3 separate regions of the Mus musculus genome follow, and regions 2 and 3 are each linked to region 1. The links are chromatin loops, found by intact Hi-C in ENCODE. Cell type or tissue: left cerebral cortex. All regions are shown on one strand.

Evidence for each region. Peaks named below come from ENCODE experiments on the same cell type or tissue, not always from the same donor. Only the 100,000 strongest peaks of a DNase experiment are listed, where the experiment ranks them.
Region 2: a loop joins it to region 1, with 4 times the contacts of the local background. A loop is called at or near these places in 6 of 42 quality-filtered maps.
Region 3: a loop joins it to region 1, with 5 times the contacts of the local background. A loop is called at or near these places in 9 of 42 quality-filtered maps.

Annotation. Positions count from the first base shown.
Region 1 is chr17:28,519,707-28,524,706 of GRCm38, reverse strand. E230001N04Rik (a long non-coding RNA gene) reads right to left here and starts at 2,051. Exons shown (of 2, transcript XR_385504.4): 1 at 1,341-2,051; 2 at 1-288. In left cerebral cortex, a CTCF peak has its summit at 4,627 (motif pointing right); DNase peaks (open chromatin) are centred at 1,494, 1,996, 2,644, 4,574 and 1 more place; H3K4me3 peaks cover 1,681 bases; H3K27ac peaks cover 2,354 bases.
Region 2 is chr17:28,325,555-28,330,554 of GRCm38, reverse strand. It overlaps Fance (Fanconi anemia, complementation group E), which reads right to left. Exons shown (of 10, transcript NM_001163819.1): 10 at 3,981-4,403. The coding sequence ends at 4,302. It overlaps Rpl10a (ribosomal protein L10A), which reads right to left and starts at 2,084. Exons shown (of 6, transcript NM_011287.2): 1 at 1,937-2,084; 2 at 1,670-1,744; 3 at 1,508-1,588; 4 at 1,033-1,181; 5 at 1-30. The coding sequence starts at 1,941. In left cerebral cortex, a CTCF peak has its summit at 2,088; DNase peaks (open chromatin) are centred at 2,009, 2,686, 3,059 and 3,354; H3K4me3 peaks cover 1,915 bases; H3K27ac peaks cover 2,225 bases.
Region 3 is chr17:28,416,888-28,421,887 of GRCm38, reverse strand. All of the region lies in intron 5 of Fkbp5 (FK506 binding protein 5), which reads left to right. Among named protein-coding and RNA genes, the nearest start is that of Gm22146, 27 kb to the left of the region's middle. In left cerebral cortex, a CTCF peak has its summit at 2,716 (motif pointing right); DNase peaks (open chromatin) are centred at 1,335, 1,500 and 2,662; H3K27ac peaks cover 782 bases.

The DNA of each region.
Region 1 (5,000 bases):
GAGTTGATGATGACCCTGAATTCCCAGCACCATGTCCACCATCTTCCTGAGTGCGTTGTGTCTGCTTTATTTGGCGCTGGAGACTGAACTCAGGGCTGGCCACATGCACTGAAGGGCCCTACCAACAAAGTCACAGCCCGCCCTAGCACCCACCCCGTGGTAGCTTTTCAACTTCTGGGGTTGGTATCATCCAGGGCTTCCTTGCAGGTCAGTTTAGCTGACATTGTCCACCGTGGAAAGGGACGTGGATGGAGATCCGCCGCGTGGAGCTGCCTGTGGAGGCTGAACCTGCGCATTAAGCAGCATGACACATACTGACCGGTCATGATGAGGATCCACGAGGTTCAAGCGCAGGAGGCAAGCCTAGACCTCTTCAATGCCTCCACTAGCGACAAACCAGGGTACATACCCTGAGCCCACTTCGCTGAGCTGCTGCCCCTAAGGCCCATCATCCACCCGTGGAACTCCAAAGCCACTTCCTCATTCTCCTCAACCAAGCGTGGGCCACGGGTGTTTCAGCGTCCTTAGGGCTCCAGGTGGTGTTGAGGGTCTGCTATACACCCGGCTGTGCTGCACTTCTGTAACCTCGCCCCCCATGCCCTGCCCGCACTCTCCGGAGGTAGAGGTATGGGTGGTCAGAAGTTCAAGGTCATCATTACATAGCAGTTTGGTGCTAAGCCTGTATTTTGAAAAGCTGACATTAATAGCGCCATTGTATCTGCTGGTGAGGCTCTTTTCTGATTGGATCAAGTAAAGAGCATTGCCTAGATAGCTAGCTCCCTCCACCCCCATATTTTTTTTTAACTTTTTTTTTCCCCAGTCTATGTAGTAGTCCAAGAGCTCGGCCTCAACTAGAGATCTTCTTGCGTCTGCCTCTTGAGTGCTGGGTTCAAAGCCACCATACCTGGCTTCCCCAAGCATGGGTGTCCAAGGCACATGTATGGAGGTCAGAGGGCAATTTATGTAAATCGGTGGCTCTCGCCTTTCACCTTGTGCGACCTGGGGATCGAACTGTGTCGGCAAGCGCCTATCATGACTTCCGAGAGGCCTCTCTCCCGAGCCTTATCAGCTAAGGGATTTGAGTCTTCGCTATTCCCAGTGAAAAGCCCCCTGCGGCCCGACCGATTCCGGTTCTAATCCCAGGAGTGTGAGGGCTTCGAATTCCACAACCAGCTTTTCTGTGTTAGTCCTGAAAGTACTGGCAGCAGGACTGGCTCAGAGAAGGTGCCGATCCTAGCGCTGCGCAGGGGACAGCTCGCCATCAGTGTGCAGCGGAAAAAGCTTGGGGGGTGAGGGGGGCGCCCGTTCCTCACAGCGGATCCCATACTCCCCGCGCTTACCCCTGCCGGGGAACTCGAGCTGAGGGGCCCCTCTGGCAAGCTCATGACCCGCGAAGGCGTGGGGACCAGAAGAAGCAGTACGAAGCGCGGGAGCGGGCAGCGCCCGGGAGGAGGAGCGCGGGGCGGAGCGCATCGCCCAGCTTCCCCCGCGCCCCCGCCTCTCGCATCCGGCGGCGGCACAGGATGTTCTTTCGCTCGGGTCCCCCGCCCCCGCTCTCACTTTCTTCCCCGCTCCCCTCCTCCACACGCGCCGTGAGCCGCGCCCCGAGCCAGCACCTTGCTTAACCCCTTCCCGCCCGCGCCTAGGGCGCGCAGCGAGTCTGGGGTGCCCGGGTAGGCGCAGGACTGCGCCCACCAGGACAACGTCGAGGGTGGAGAGTATGGTGGTCTTCCGAGGACCCAAGCCTGCAGTCTCCAGAAGCCCCCTAAATCGCCAGGGGCGGTTCCCGGGGACCCAGGCCCGCACTCTCGCGATCTTACGCTAAATTGCCAAGGGCAAGCGCAAGGTGGGCTCTCTCGTGGGCGCAGACCGGTGTGCTTAGCTATCTCCGGCCTAAGGAACGGGGGAGTACCCAGCAACCTTAACCTCATCTTCCCCTCCAGGTTGTGCTAAGGCGCGGCTCACAACGTTTGAGAGGATGGAGAGAGGCCACACCCCCTCGATTAACGTCACTGTTTCCAAGGCAATCGGAGGCGGGGCTGTAGACAAGCGGACTTTGGGGACTATGGCTTAATAGGGCTCCAGGACAGGGTGCGGCTGGGCTGGGGGCTCGGCGGGGTGGGACGTTTCTGTCTTTGCTTTTTTATTGACTCGCTTGATTTTTGATTCAACAGATATTTATGCTTGGCGCCATTCTTAGGGACTGTTTTTCTCTCACCAAGTCTGCGGTTCACAGGTTGTCACTAAGCCGGGTGGAGTGGCCATGCACCCAGGATATGATCCTGGGATAGATGTAATGCCTTTTTATTAAATTTACTGTAGGGGGCTGGGGCTCATGTGCTATAACGTGCATCTGGAGATATGAGGGCAGGCAATTTGTGGGAGTTGGTTCTCGTCTTCTACCTTGTGAGACCCCAACTCATGTCAGGCTTGGCGGCACCTTTATCCACTGCGCTATGTAATTATTCAGTGTCTCCTTTCTCTTGTCAAGTACCCCAGAGCGAGCACTAATCAGTGAAGACTTGGTTCTCTAATTCATGGAAGGTCTCAGCTATTCAGGGAAGGAGGACAAAGTGTTCCATGCTCACCACGTACCAACTCCTTCCCAGCATTTTAGGTCTTGTGATCTTTGCCCTGTTGTATTTCTGGTGCCTTTTACAGCCTAGGAACTGAGTCTGAGCTCTCAGAGGACCCTAAGCCCGATAGCTAAGTGTTGGAACCAGGACCCTAAGCCAGATAGCTAAGTGTTGGAACCAGGTTGGGACCCAAGCCTGTGGGTATGAAGCCTGGCTTCATTTTTAGACTATAATTAAATGGTATCAAAGAACAATCCTGCCCCTAACCCAGTCATGAAGGAGTTTACAGCCTACAGGGAAACGGGGGTGGGGGGTGGGGGTGGGGTGAGGATACCACAGAACATAATTAAGCAATAAAACCTAGAACAGGTTGGAGGCTGTTTAAAAGGATCAAAATAGAGTTGAGATTGTCAGAGCCTCTCCCGTGGAAGGTGCATTCCCAGGTAGGTCAGGAGGTGGGAGGTGACTGTAGGATCACAGTACCTGTGTGTGTGTGTGTGTGTGTGTGTGAGAGAGAGAGAGAGACAGAGACAGAGACAGAGACAGAGACTGTTCCTGCAAAGAACACCTAACTAGTGGCTCAGCCATACAAAGGCTTTTTTTTTTTTTTTTTTTTTTTTTTGACAAGATCTCTAGCCCAGGCTGATCTCAAATTTTCTATTTAGCCAAGAATAGCCTTAAACATCTGATCTTCCTGCCTCTATCTCCGGAATGCTGGGATAACAGGTGTGTACCTCACATCCCCACCCCACCTCATGGATGGAGGGAGCTGGGGTCTCCTTCATGTTTCTCCATGTTTGGCAAGCATTGTACCAATTTATTCATGTCCACAGCCCCTCCCCTGCGCCTTCTGCCCCTGTCTGTGGCGCTGTACCACAGGAGCAGGTATGTCAGCAGCTGCTATCTTTTCACTCTGTGCCCCCAAGTGTTTGAAGCTTAGCACAAACTCCCTGAGGGTAACTTTAATGTCAGCGGCTCCTTCCTCCAATCTCTGAGGAGTCTGAGGTGAGTGAGAAATAGGGACAAAGGGCCAGCAAGACAGCTCCAGTAGGTAAAGGTGCTTGCTGCTAAGTCTGATGTCTTGAGGACCCACATGGCAAAAAGAATCTATTTCTGTAAGTTGTCTTGTGACTCCCACCTTCAGCCATGTTACACCTGCATCCACACTCACTAAATAGGTACAGTACACGGTATATGTTTAAAGAAGACGACCTGGGAGAGCATTAGGGAGGTGCTACGCTGGGTGGGACTGGACATACCAACTGAGGAGAGGGAGAGTAAGAGGAAGGTGAGGGGAATTGTTGAATCAAATGGGTGGCTGGGTCACTTGAGAACATCTGATGTCCTCTCCCAGTGCGGCAGGGCTGTGCTCAGTCCTGTAGGCTGGAATTGACAAGGACAAACCCCCAGCCTTTGCTCTGGGAACACACAGGGTAGCACCCAGTGTACCCAGTGTGTTTGGCTGAAGGTGATAACATACACAGTAAATGGTGTTTGGAAGGAGCCAGGAAAAGCCTGGGTTAGGAAGCAGGACCATTTGGGCCAAAGGTGGCATTTATGGTGCTGGAGAGAAGGGGCTGGGAAAAGTAATGAAAAGAAAAAAAAAAAAAAAAAGAGCTGGGCAGTGGTGCTGCATGCCTTTAATCAATCCCAGCACTTAGGAGGCAGAGGCAGGCGGATTTCTGAGTTCGAGGCCAGCCTGGTCCACAGAGTGAGTTCCAGGACAGCCAGGGCCATACACAGAAACCCTGTCTCAAAACAAACAAACAAACAAATAAATAGAACAAATGAAGCAAAAGTGGAGAGGAGAACCTGATGTTTGGTGACAGATCCAACACTGACATCAGAGAGAACCCTCTTCAATGCCAGGATTAAAGGCGAGCATGTTCTCTGCATATACAGCACACCACCTGGCTCTCTTTTGGCACAATTGTTACAAGTTTGACTTGGATAGCACATAGGTGGGTGTCTTTAAAAAGGCCAACTAGATGGACTTCATTTGCTTCCGACCAGCTCCAGATACCAACCAGGCCTGTAATGATGATGTTCTTCACCTCTCCAGTAGAGGGCACAATCTTGGGAGTAGCTTTTGTAGCCAGCTGTTTCTTGGGGGCTTTACCACCACAGAGGGCACCTCTTTGCTTATCCCCCCTTCTTTCTTGGCAAGCAAGGGAGAGGCAGTGCTGGTGTTAGAGAGGAGAGGAGGCTGGGAACACCCAGTAATTTAATTTTTAAAAATTATAAGTAGCCGGGCAGTGGTGGCGCATGCCTTTAATCCCAACACTTGGGAGGCAGAGGCAGGTGGATTTCTGAGTTCGAGGCCAGCCTGGTCTACAGAGTGAGTTCTAGGACAACCAGGGCTATACAGAGAAACCCTGTCTCGTCTCAAAAAAAAAAAAAAAAACCAAACAAACAAAAATAAAA
Region 2 (5,000 bases), 190 kb after region 1:
CAGAGGCCAAAAAGGCATCGTACTTCTTAGCTAGAAGACACAGACACTCAGGATTGAGCCAAAAAAAAAAAAAAAAACCAAAAAAACCAAAAAAACCAACCAAACAAACAAAAACCACCAAAAAAAAAAAAAAACAAAACAAAACATTTTAAACAACCAACCCATCCTTTACAACGAGAAGGCCAAGTTGCCTCCTCAGACCCATGACTGCTGAGTAGCTCCACCCTCAAGTCCTCACAGAGGTCTTAGACCAGGATGTCCCACAATCCCTGGTGTGCTGCATAGAACTGAGGGGCTGTGATGGCCCCCACCCCTTGGATTCACTGTAAGCCTGCATTTAAATTGCCTCAAACTATGGACTGGAGAGATGGCTCAGCAGTTAAGAGTGCTGCCTTCCAGAGGTCCTGAGTTCAATTTCCAGCAGCCACATGGTGGCTCACAGCCACCTGTAATGGGATCTGAGGCTCTCATCAGCCTGCTCATATACATAAAATAAAATCTTAAGAAAAAAGCTGTCTCATTATCTGTCAAAGGTGGACCAAGGCCAGCTATCTGAGAAGCCTCAAGCAGGCCTGGGAACCATAATGTCACCTGAGAACACAGCTCAGTGACAGGGCACAGTCCTGAGCACTTCTAGAGGATAACCTTAGACCCCAGGCTGGCAACATCAGTAAGACTCAGTATTACTCCAAATCTTAAGACAGATGGAGAAACCTTCTATCTATAAAAGCAGGCATGACAACTGCCTAGCTCACAGTGGATAACTATTCCCAAAATGTATGCGGAGACAGGGGCTACCATGGAGGCTAACACGTGGGAGACACTTGTGACCCCTCCCTCGATAGGTTGTTAACTGAAAAGACTTGAAACCCAAACCAATAGCTGGCTATGAGTCAACTGCACACACTGGCGAGAGGGGAGTATCAGACCAGCCTGTGGGGCATTTTCTAACTGGTTGTGAAGCCCAATGTGTGCTGCCACTCCTGGGCAGGGGGTCATGGGTTGTGTTCAGCCCTAGTGAGCCCCACCTACCCAGCTTCTTGACCAACTTCTTGTTTTTGTTAAGCTTCTTGAGCGCCTCGATGTCCATGTGGGGGATATCCACGGCCTTGGCTTCATCACAGTGCTGCTGGTCCCCCAGAACGCACACCGAGAACTTGGGGCGTGGGGTGGACTTGAGCCTGCGTTTGGGAGGGGAGAAAACAGAACAGGTCATGGTCGGCGCTGGCCATCCCGCTAGATCTGAACGCATGGCAGGGAGCGGCAAGCCTTACCCGGAGCTCTGGGCAACACTAGCCTGGCTTCTCAGGCTAGGCGGCGGGCTCGGCCGAGGCCTCCCCACGCCTCCCCTCTTGTTTTAAGACCCAGGGTGGGGGTCCGTCCAGCCTGCCTGCCTGCAGCAGGGCTCCTGAACTACCCTGGCACGTCAGTGTCCCCGTGCCCGCCTAGGGCGCGGCCAGGCCACACGGGAACACTGAGGGCTGGGTGGGGTTAGAGCGGTGCCAACCTGACGGTGCCCGAGAAACGTTTGTCCTTCTGAGGGTCGTAGTTCTTCAGGCTGATCTGCAGCTCCACCGTCTCCAGAAACCTGAGCGAGAGGGGAGCTGTGAGCCAGGGTCGCCATGGCCGGGGATGCTCGCCCTGCCCCGGGAGGGAGGCCCGCGCTCACTTGCGGCGCTTGCGCTGGTTCCCGTGCAGGACTTCCCGCACCGCCTCGTACAGGGTGTCGCGTGAGACTTTGCTGCTGTTGGGGAGAAGCGAAGGCGTTCGGGGCCGGCCATGCTGCACCCCGGGCCCGATGACAGGCCCACGGCACGCTGGGGAAAGGCTCGCGACGCGGGGCAGTCGCCGGGAGAGCCTCCGAGACGGGCCGCGGGGCGTCCGCGGGCGTGTGGGTGCACGGATGGCGGCGGATAGCGCCACGATAACAACTTACCTCATGGCTGCGGCTGCCGCGGAAACCGGAAAGAAGGCAGAGCGCTTTGCGCATGCGCTCAAATAGAGCCCGCGTTCTCGCGAGAGTTGCCCGTTACGGGCACGTTCCGCGCTCAGCCAAGCCGGAGAGGCGCTGCAGTTTGCGGCCGCTGGGGGGGCGCCACCACGCGGCTGCACCGTGAGAACCGCTCTAGGAGCAGCAGGCAGTCCTGCATTGGGACAAGGGCTGAAGCCGGGCCCTGGGATTGGATTTCTCCCTGCTTTCTATCTTCTGCCTGCCCCATGACTTCCAGTCCCCGGCAGAACCGGTCTCCGTCATCGCCTAATTTGGTGATGAGCCCCGCAGAGCCACTGGGCAGCCGCCCCCTCTAGCCGTGCATTGTGCAATGGTCCGGCCACCGCATGTGGGCAGAGGCATGGATGACAGGAATAGCTTGAGGAAATGACCCTTGCTGAGATCTGCAGAACGGGAAAGCGCCTTGTGACTAGATTAGGATCAGATGTGCCTGGCTTAAGCCTAAGCCTCCACCTGGGAGGAGGCGCCCACCAGTCTATCCTGGCCATCTGTATAAACCGCCCCTGATTCAGCCTCCGGGCAAGGTGGACTTTGGACAAATGCCCCTGTCCTGTCTCAATTAGTTGGCATTTCAAACAAAGTCGTTCTTGTTACTTGACCCCGGTCTTCGCAGTTAATAGAGAGGCGCCGGGTCAAGGAGCGTTTGCAGGGAGCCTCCAGATCTGGAGTGACTCATTTGGAGGCATGTCACCCTCTCTGGGAACAAATCACAGATGTAGCCAGCACCCACCATTTCCAGGGAGCAGACCTACGAATAGCTCATCTCGCCTGAGCACACACACAGCAAACAGCAGGCAGGATGAAGCAGGTTCCCACAGGGTCAGAGCAGAGCAGGCAGGTTGAAGCTGCAAGTGCCATCCACACTCTAAAGGCCATCAACATGGTGAGCGGCTGACGTCTGTCTCTTAGACATTGTTCCCCTTGCTTCTGTAGTCAGATTCAGCTTGTTCTCAAAAGCCAGACCTTCTCACTGGACTGACCTCCTTGCCTCCCTGGAACAGGGACTCAGAAGCACCCAGAAACCTCAGTTCCCCACCCACTGCAGGGCTAAGGTAGGAGGATGCTGTCATGAACTTTCTCAGGCTAATTCAGTCACATCAGTTTGGCAAATTTTTGTTTCTTGGCATAGCCCCGACTCTCTTGGAATTCGCTCTGTAAACCAGGCTGGCCTTGAAATTAGAGATCTGCCTGCCTCGATCTCCTGAGTTCCAGGATTAAAGGTGTGTGCCACCGTGCCCAGCTGTGTGCTAAATATTTTTTGAGTGAGGTGCTGTGGAAATACAGATGTCACACAGGTCTGCAGCAGGCACCCTGTGTCTTTTCAGCCCATGGTGGGTTAGACATCCCTCAGATCCCAGTCCAAACCTTTGCTGCAGCTGAAGACAGAGTTCAGAGTTCTAGCAGGCCTAAGACTCCGGCTCAGCATGAAAACAAAAGTTATGGGTCCCAAGCCCACCCTTGCCCTCAGTGTAGTCCTTGACACTCATCAGGCAGCTCTGACAGACCTGCTGTGATGGGAGGGGTGGGGGCAGGTGAGGGAGTAAAGGGGGTTCTGGGAAAGTAGCCTAAGAATACAAGTGCTTGTTTGGAAGTTCTTTGTATCTGACATGCATATGTTTGTACACATTTGTGCTGTGCATGCTTGAGCACTCTGGGTTGCAAACATGCCAACACACACACACACACACACACACACACACACACACACACACACACGGGTCAGAGGTCAACCTCAGGTGCCAGTCCCTGCCTTCCATTTTGTCTCCGGCTAAGCTGGCCCTGTAGCTTTGGGGGACTCTCCTGCCCCCACCTCCAGCCATCTCAGCCACACCCACAAACTTATTTGAGACAGGGTCTCTCTCACATAGCTTAGGCTGGCCTTGAACTCCTGTGCGGTTGAAGATGACCTTGAATTCCTGATTCTCCTGGCTCTGCCTGAGGGCTGGGATGACAGGGCTGAGCCACCAAGCCTGGATGGACTGTCTTCTTTTTATTAAAACTGTTACAAAATTACTCAGTTCAGAAACAAACAAAACAGAGGAGGTCACAACATATACCTGAGCACAAAAGGCTCACACTGAAAGGCCAGCTTTTCTGCCCACCTCCCACTCATCCTCCACAGCCCCTGTATCCTGATGTTGTCAGGAGTGGTACCCAAGGCCTCCTCTCTGCTCCTTGTGGAGTCAATATGGCCCCTGCAGAGCCTGGGGTGTTGGGCAGAGGCAGCTGACTCCTGAGATGGCTGTGTGTTCTGAGACAAGCAGTCAGGGCGGTGTGTCCTTGTGTATGGTCAGTGGGTCACATGTCTCAGCGCTGCTTGCAGGGCCTTCTTCAGGAAGGTGGCGTTGGGCTCTAGGGCCACAGCCAGGTCCAGGCTCTGCTGCTCTGTGATCTGGGGAGGAGGAGTCAGGTCAGGACTGCAGCAGCCCGTCTCACGTCTCCTCAACACGCTATGGGGAGAGAGGACAGAATAGAGGACAGGCTCCTGGGCACCCAAACCTTTCTGCCCCTTGCGGTGGAGCAAGAGCCAGGAGGGCCTGGAGTTCTATCAGCAGTGGAGCTCAGAGCCGGCCCCACTGATAGATGGGCTTCAGGTGTGTCTGACCAGGCACCCGTGACCCTCCCAGGCTACAGAGGAGGAGAGGGGTTTCCGGGCATGCCTCAGACACTGCTCTCTCTCCCTGGCCTGTTCCTATGCCCTCTACGGGGCTCAGATACCCACCCCCATTCTCCAACCCCCACTCCTCAAAGAAGACAGGGGCAAAGTCTTTCCCCATCTGCAGGTCCTGATGCCTCTGGAGGACGGCCCGTCTTCCGGGATCCAGAGAGGTCTGTGGAGAAGCCAGGGGCCCCAGAACTGCACAGCACATCTCCTGGGATCATGGGGTCAACAAATTACCTGCACGATGGCCAATTTTGGCTGTCAACCTGACACGGCTGGGTAAAGACGGAGCCTCATCTGAGGAACTATTGCCATCACACTGTGGCC
Region 3 (5,000 bases), 100 kb after region 1:
CACCTCCCTACTAATGTGAGGAATAACCCTGTATGTTGTTCCCTGAGTTCATCTCCACACCCACACGTAATGCACTGCTTGCCTATGAACAGATGAATGAATGAAATGCCAGCTCTGTTCAAATGCTTTAATGTAGCGCCTGTCTTCTTTTTTCTCTTTTACAATTAAAAAAAAAAATCAGTTGTATGCTTATGCATGCTTTACCTGCGTGTATGTCTGTGTACCATATGTATGACTGGTGCCTGAGGAGGGCAGAAGAGGGCATCCTATCCTCTGGAACTGGAGTGATAGGTAGTTGTGAGCCACTTGTGGCTGCTAGGAACTGAACCCAGGCCCTCTCTACAAGAGCAACAAGTGCTAACAGCCAAGCCATCTGTCCAGCCCCTTTGTTTTCTTCAGAGACAAGGTCTCCTGTCACTAAGGCTGGCCTTGAAATACTGGTCCTCTTGCCTCTCTCTGCCTCTTGAGTTGAGTGATAATCCCCCAAAGTGCCCGTGCCACTATGCCCACTCTAAACTCTTAGTTATTTACTTTGTGTGGGTCTGGGACTCATACCTCGTGCTTCAAGAGTGCGGAGTAAGCACTCTACTCTGAGTCCTATCACCAAGCTCCTCAGTACTTAAAACTCCCTGTTGTTGTTGCTGCTATGTGTGTTTGCTTGAGAACAGGTCTCACCAGGTAGCTCTCAACCTCCCAGCTCTTTATGAAGCCCTAGCTGCTCTCAAACAGGCTGGGATCCTCTTGCCTCTGCTTGCCAGACGCCACTACACTTAGCTTTGGAATGCTTCGCTTCTGCTAGCAGTTTCAGGCTAGCCAGGATCATCTCACCAACGGAGGAGAGACCACAGACAGAGTTGTTAGGCGGCAGAATGACACTGGCTAATGTTGAGGTGTGCTCAAGTCCTCTGCTGTTGTAAAAGGAAGAGCAGTTAAGATCATAAAAGCCATTCCAGTAGTCAGGACCCGCGCCTGCCCTGGGCTAGGGTCTGGCTCGCAGTGCACCCTTCCCCTGAGTTAGAGCAGGAAGGGAGGCTGTGTGGGGGGAGTCTGAGCACCATGCCTGACAGGAATGATGTCCTTGTGGTCAGTGGTTAATGTACCTCGCTGCTTTACAAGAGTCCCGGCTTGCCTTCTTGGGGCATAATAACATCCACTCTCCTGGGAACCCTTGCCCAGTGTCATTGACTGGTCCCACCCTGGGTTCTGCTAGCCAGATGACCAGTCTTTCCTAGTAGTGATGCCATTACAACACTGCCGTTCAGAGCCCATCACCCAGTCTTTGGGGACGAGTGCAGAGCTATCAGACACCAGCTACTATAATTAGAAAAGGGAAAGCAGGCGCTCACCGAGCTCACATCTTAGGCTGGGGCATTTACAGCACTTTTTTTAAAAAGTTGCAGCCTCTTCCTCAGTTTTGCTTCCTGAAATACAAGCTGTACAGTTTTGGGGTTCTCACATTTCAGTTTTTGTTACTGCTGTATGCTCCCCACCCCCATTTTAATCGGAGAACAAATTGCTGTCAGCACATCGAGTTCATGTGCCAGCCACATTCAGAACAGGGTGTTCTGTGCTCTTCAAAACAAAATTGCTCTAGGGCAGTAAGAGAACAATAAGTCAGAGCTCAGTTTAAGTGATGTCTGCAGTGACCAGACTCACTTGATGTGCTTACACTCTGGATTGCACAGCTGAACTTGGCTAGTTTGGTTTGCTTTGACTTTGTGGGGTTTGTTGGAGTACCCCCCTTACAGGTTACATAGACTTTTAAGTCAAGAGAAAATATTGCCAGTTTTAAACTTGTTTGTTTCTCTTTACCAAAAAAAAAAAAAAAAAAATCCCTAAGAAAAGCCTCCTGTGTGCACTTGTGTTCACTTGGAGACCATTGTAGATCATTTGCTTCCTGTAAATCATGCTGGATGAGATTAGCAGCAGACCTCCTGAGCCCTAGAGGCTGAGCTCCCGAGTGAGTCATGGTGGCTTGTATTAAATATTTATGAAATGAGTATTTGTGCTATGGAATACAAAGTCAAAAGCACCCACAGGTCTTCCAGAGTCAGAGCAGGGGAAGTGGGATTACTAGGAACCGGGCGCCTCTGCATGGATCCGCTCAGAGCAAGTCCTTACTGTGCAGAGGCCTGCCAGGGCCCTGGTGCTGCGAGCTCTCGTCAGCAACCTTGCAGGACTTGTCACACCAGTGTTCAGAAGCCAAACAATCCAGCCTGTGGTGACCTTTCTCCATGTACATGGAGACAATCATGGGCTGTGTTTACCAGCTCTGACCCTTCATTTTTCCTGACTTAACATTCCATCATGTCCTGAAGTGATTGGTGCATGCATGTATGTGTGAGGAATCGGGAATGTCACCTAAGATCTCTAATTTGTATTATTATGTATGTAAGTGTGCACGTAGAGTGAGAAGAAATGATTCCCCTCTTCTACCACTGACGCCCAGGTAATAAGATTGGGACATCAGGTGCAGGCAACCTTGGGCTAGCTGCTGATTTTCCAGACACAATTGGACAACTTAAAAAATCCACGTAACTCCATGTTCTAGGGCTCTGATGCCCTCTTCTGACCTCTGTGGGCACCTGTACATGCATAGCATATAGTCAAACACACACGTATGTAAATTAATAAAACCTTTTTTTTTCCTTTTTAGATTTTTATGTGTATATCTTTTTTTGTCTGAATGTATCCATGCAGTGCCCATGGAAGCCAGAAGAGGGCATTAGACCCCAGGAGCTGGAGGCACAGACAGTTATTACAGTTACTGGCTTCCATACAGATGCTAGGAATGGAACCCCAGCTCTGTGGCACAAGCAGCAGGTTCTCTTCCCCACTGTCTCCAGCCCCAGCAATTGCCTTCCTGCTCTGCCTTTGTCACATCCTGACTTTCTGGTTACTTTTTGCTTTCTTCTGACATTCATTCATCTTTCCTGCACACAGCGATGCTTAGCACACGGAAAGAGAATGTCTGAAATTTTTTACAGACTCTGGGAATCTCACTTAGGTCTTTGGTTTTGTTTTGTTTTTTTAAGATTTATTTATTATATGCAGCTGTTTTCAGACACACCAGAAGAGGGTATGGGATCCCATTACAGATGGTTGTGAACCACCCTGTGGTTGCTGGGAATTGAACTCAGGACCTCTGGAAGAGCAGTCAGTCAGTCTGCTGAGCCCTCTCTCCAGCCCCCTGTTGTGGATAGCCCTGGGGCTAATTATATTTGTTAATTCTGTTCTCCTGTGAGTAGTTTAGAACAAGGAATGAGTCAGCACTCAGGTGATTTCCTGTAAACCTGCTTCCCACCTTAATTTGTAAAATAAAGGAGAGCTGATGATTGGGCAGATAAAGGGAAGGTGGAGAGGAAGGTGAGAAGAGAAGAAGGAGAAAATGGGAGAGAGAGAGGATGCAGAGGAGGAGAAAGAAGAAAAGCGGAGTAGAAGCACATGGTCTGGAGAAACCGCAAGTTCTTTTTTTTTTTCCACTTTTTATTAGGTATTTAGCTCATTTACGTTTCCAATGCTATACCAAAAGTCCCCCATACGCACCCACCCGAAACCGCAAGTTCTAAGGGATCTCTTAGATGGAGAAGATGGCAGTGTAGCGGTAGATCTGCCCAAACTAGGCACACATCATGTATTCATATTAATTGAGTTGTGTTTTCATTGCCGGAGCATATTTGGGTTAGAGAAATTTACCGCAACAGCCCCCCTCCCCACACACTTAAGATTTTTAATTACACTTTTATATATTATGTAGATAAGCTTGTACATAGAGGTAAGACATTCCACTCTGCAAATCAGGAAACTGATTGGGGATCCTTTGCAGAAGTCTGGATTTCCTGTTTTGAAAACACATTCAGATTTGATCAACCAAAAGCCACAACAAATGTAGTTATAATTTCCTCCGTGCTGAAGGCACTCCATTGTAGGGAGGAAGGTGATGGTGTGACAGTAGACCTCAGTTCTCTTCCCTCGAAAGTCTGTTCAGTTGGCAGTGCCCAGACTGATAAATCTCAGTACCAAAGAGCTGCTTCCGTGGCTCGGCAGGAGTTCCTGCACTCACGGACAGCACCATCCATTAGTCTAAATTCAGTTATCTGGACAAATTTAAAAACAGTAGTTACATGAACTTATAGTTTTGTTTGATTGGTTCTTCCATGTATATTTATTTATTGTGGTTGTTGGGACGGAGCTCAGGCTCTGTACCTGTTAGGCAGGTCCCTAGCACCAAGCTACACTTCTTTCCCTGCCTCTCCCTTTACCTCTCATCCTTAGGTAGGCTATGGCTGTCTGAAGACCTGGGCCTACAGGCCCAAGTCAGGCTCAGCTTAGACACCTAACCTAAGAACCAGGAGACACCACCTCTTCTCCACAGAGAACCCCATAAGCCTCAGGGTGTGCCCAAGCCTCTGATGCTCACACTTTACAATATGGTTAATTCTTTGTTTAAACTAGAAGATGCTGTTGACTGCATCTGCTGCCACCCAGCTGGGTGCCTCTGTGCTGTATGCAGCCTGCCTTGGTTTTGTTTTTTGTTTTTCCTGTTGTATGTGCACTAAAAGTGGGGGGGGGGGGCTGTAAGTTAGCTGTTTTATCTAGAACATTCCAAAAGTTAATATAATATATAGAAGTCATCATATAAATGAGTATGGCTATAAAACAAGAGACAGTAGGCGACATCTGAGAGCTAGGCTGCTGTAGCCTTTGTCTTGTAGGAACTGACTTAGGATTTGACTTGACAGCAGTAAGAGCAGCCAAGATGGTGTCTTTCCTAGCTTTAGTGCGACTCTGAGGTCCTGATGTATAGCTTACGGCTGTTTATCTTCCAAATTTTCTCTCATTTCTCAGGCCTAGACTAATGGTGATCCGCTCAGATGATTAATTAATTAATGTGGAATTAGCTTTGAAGCTAGTTTCCAGGACGAAACAGTCATAGACTTTGAGGGCTTTTAACAGACTGTTGAGATCAGATAGTAAAAGTAGAGTAAGTTGTAATTGGA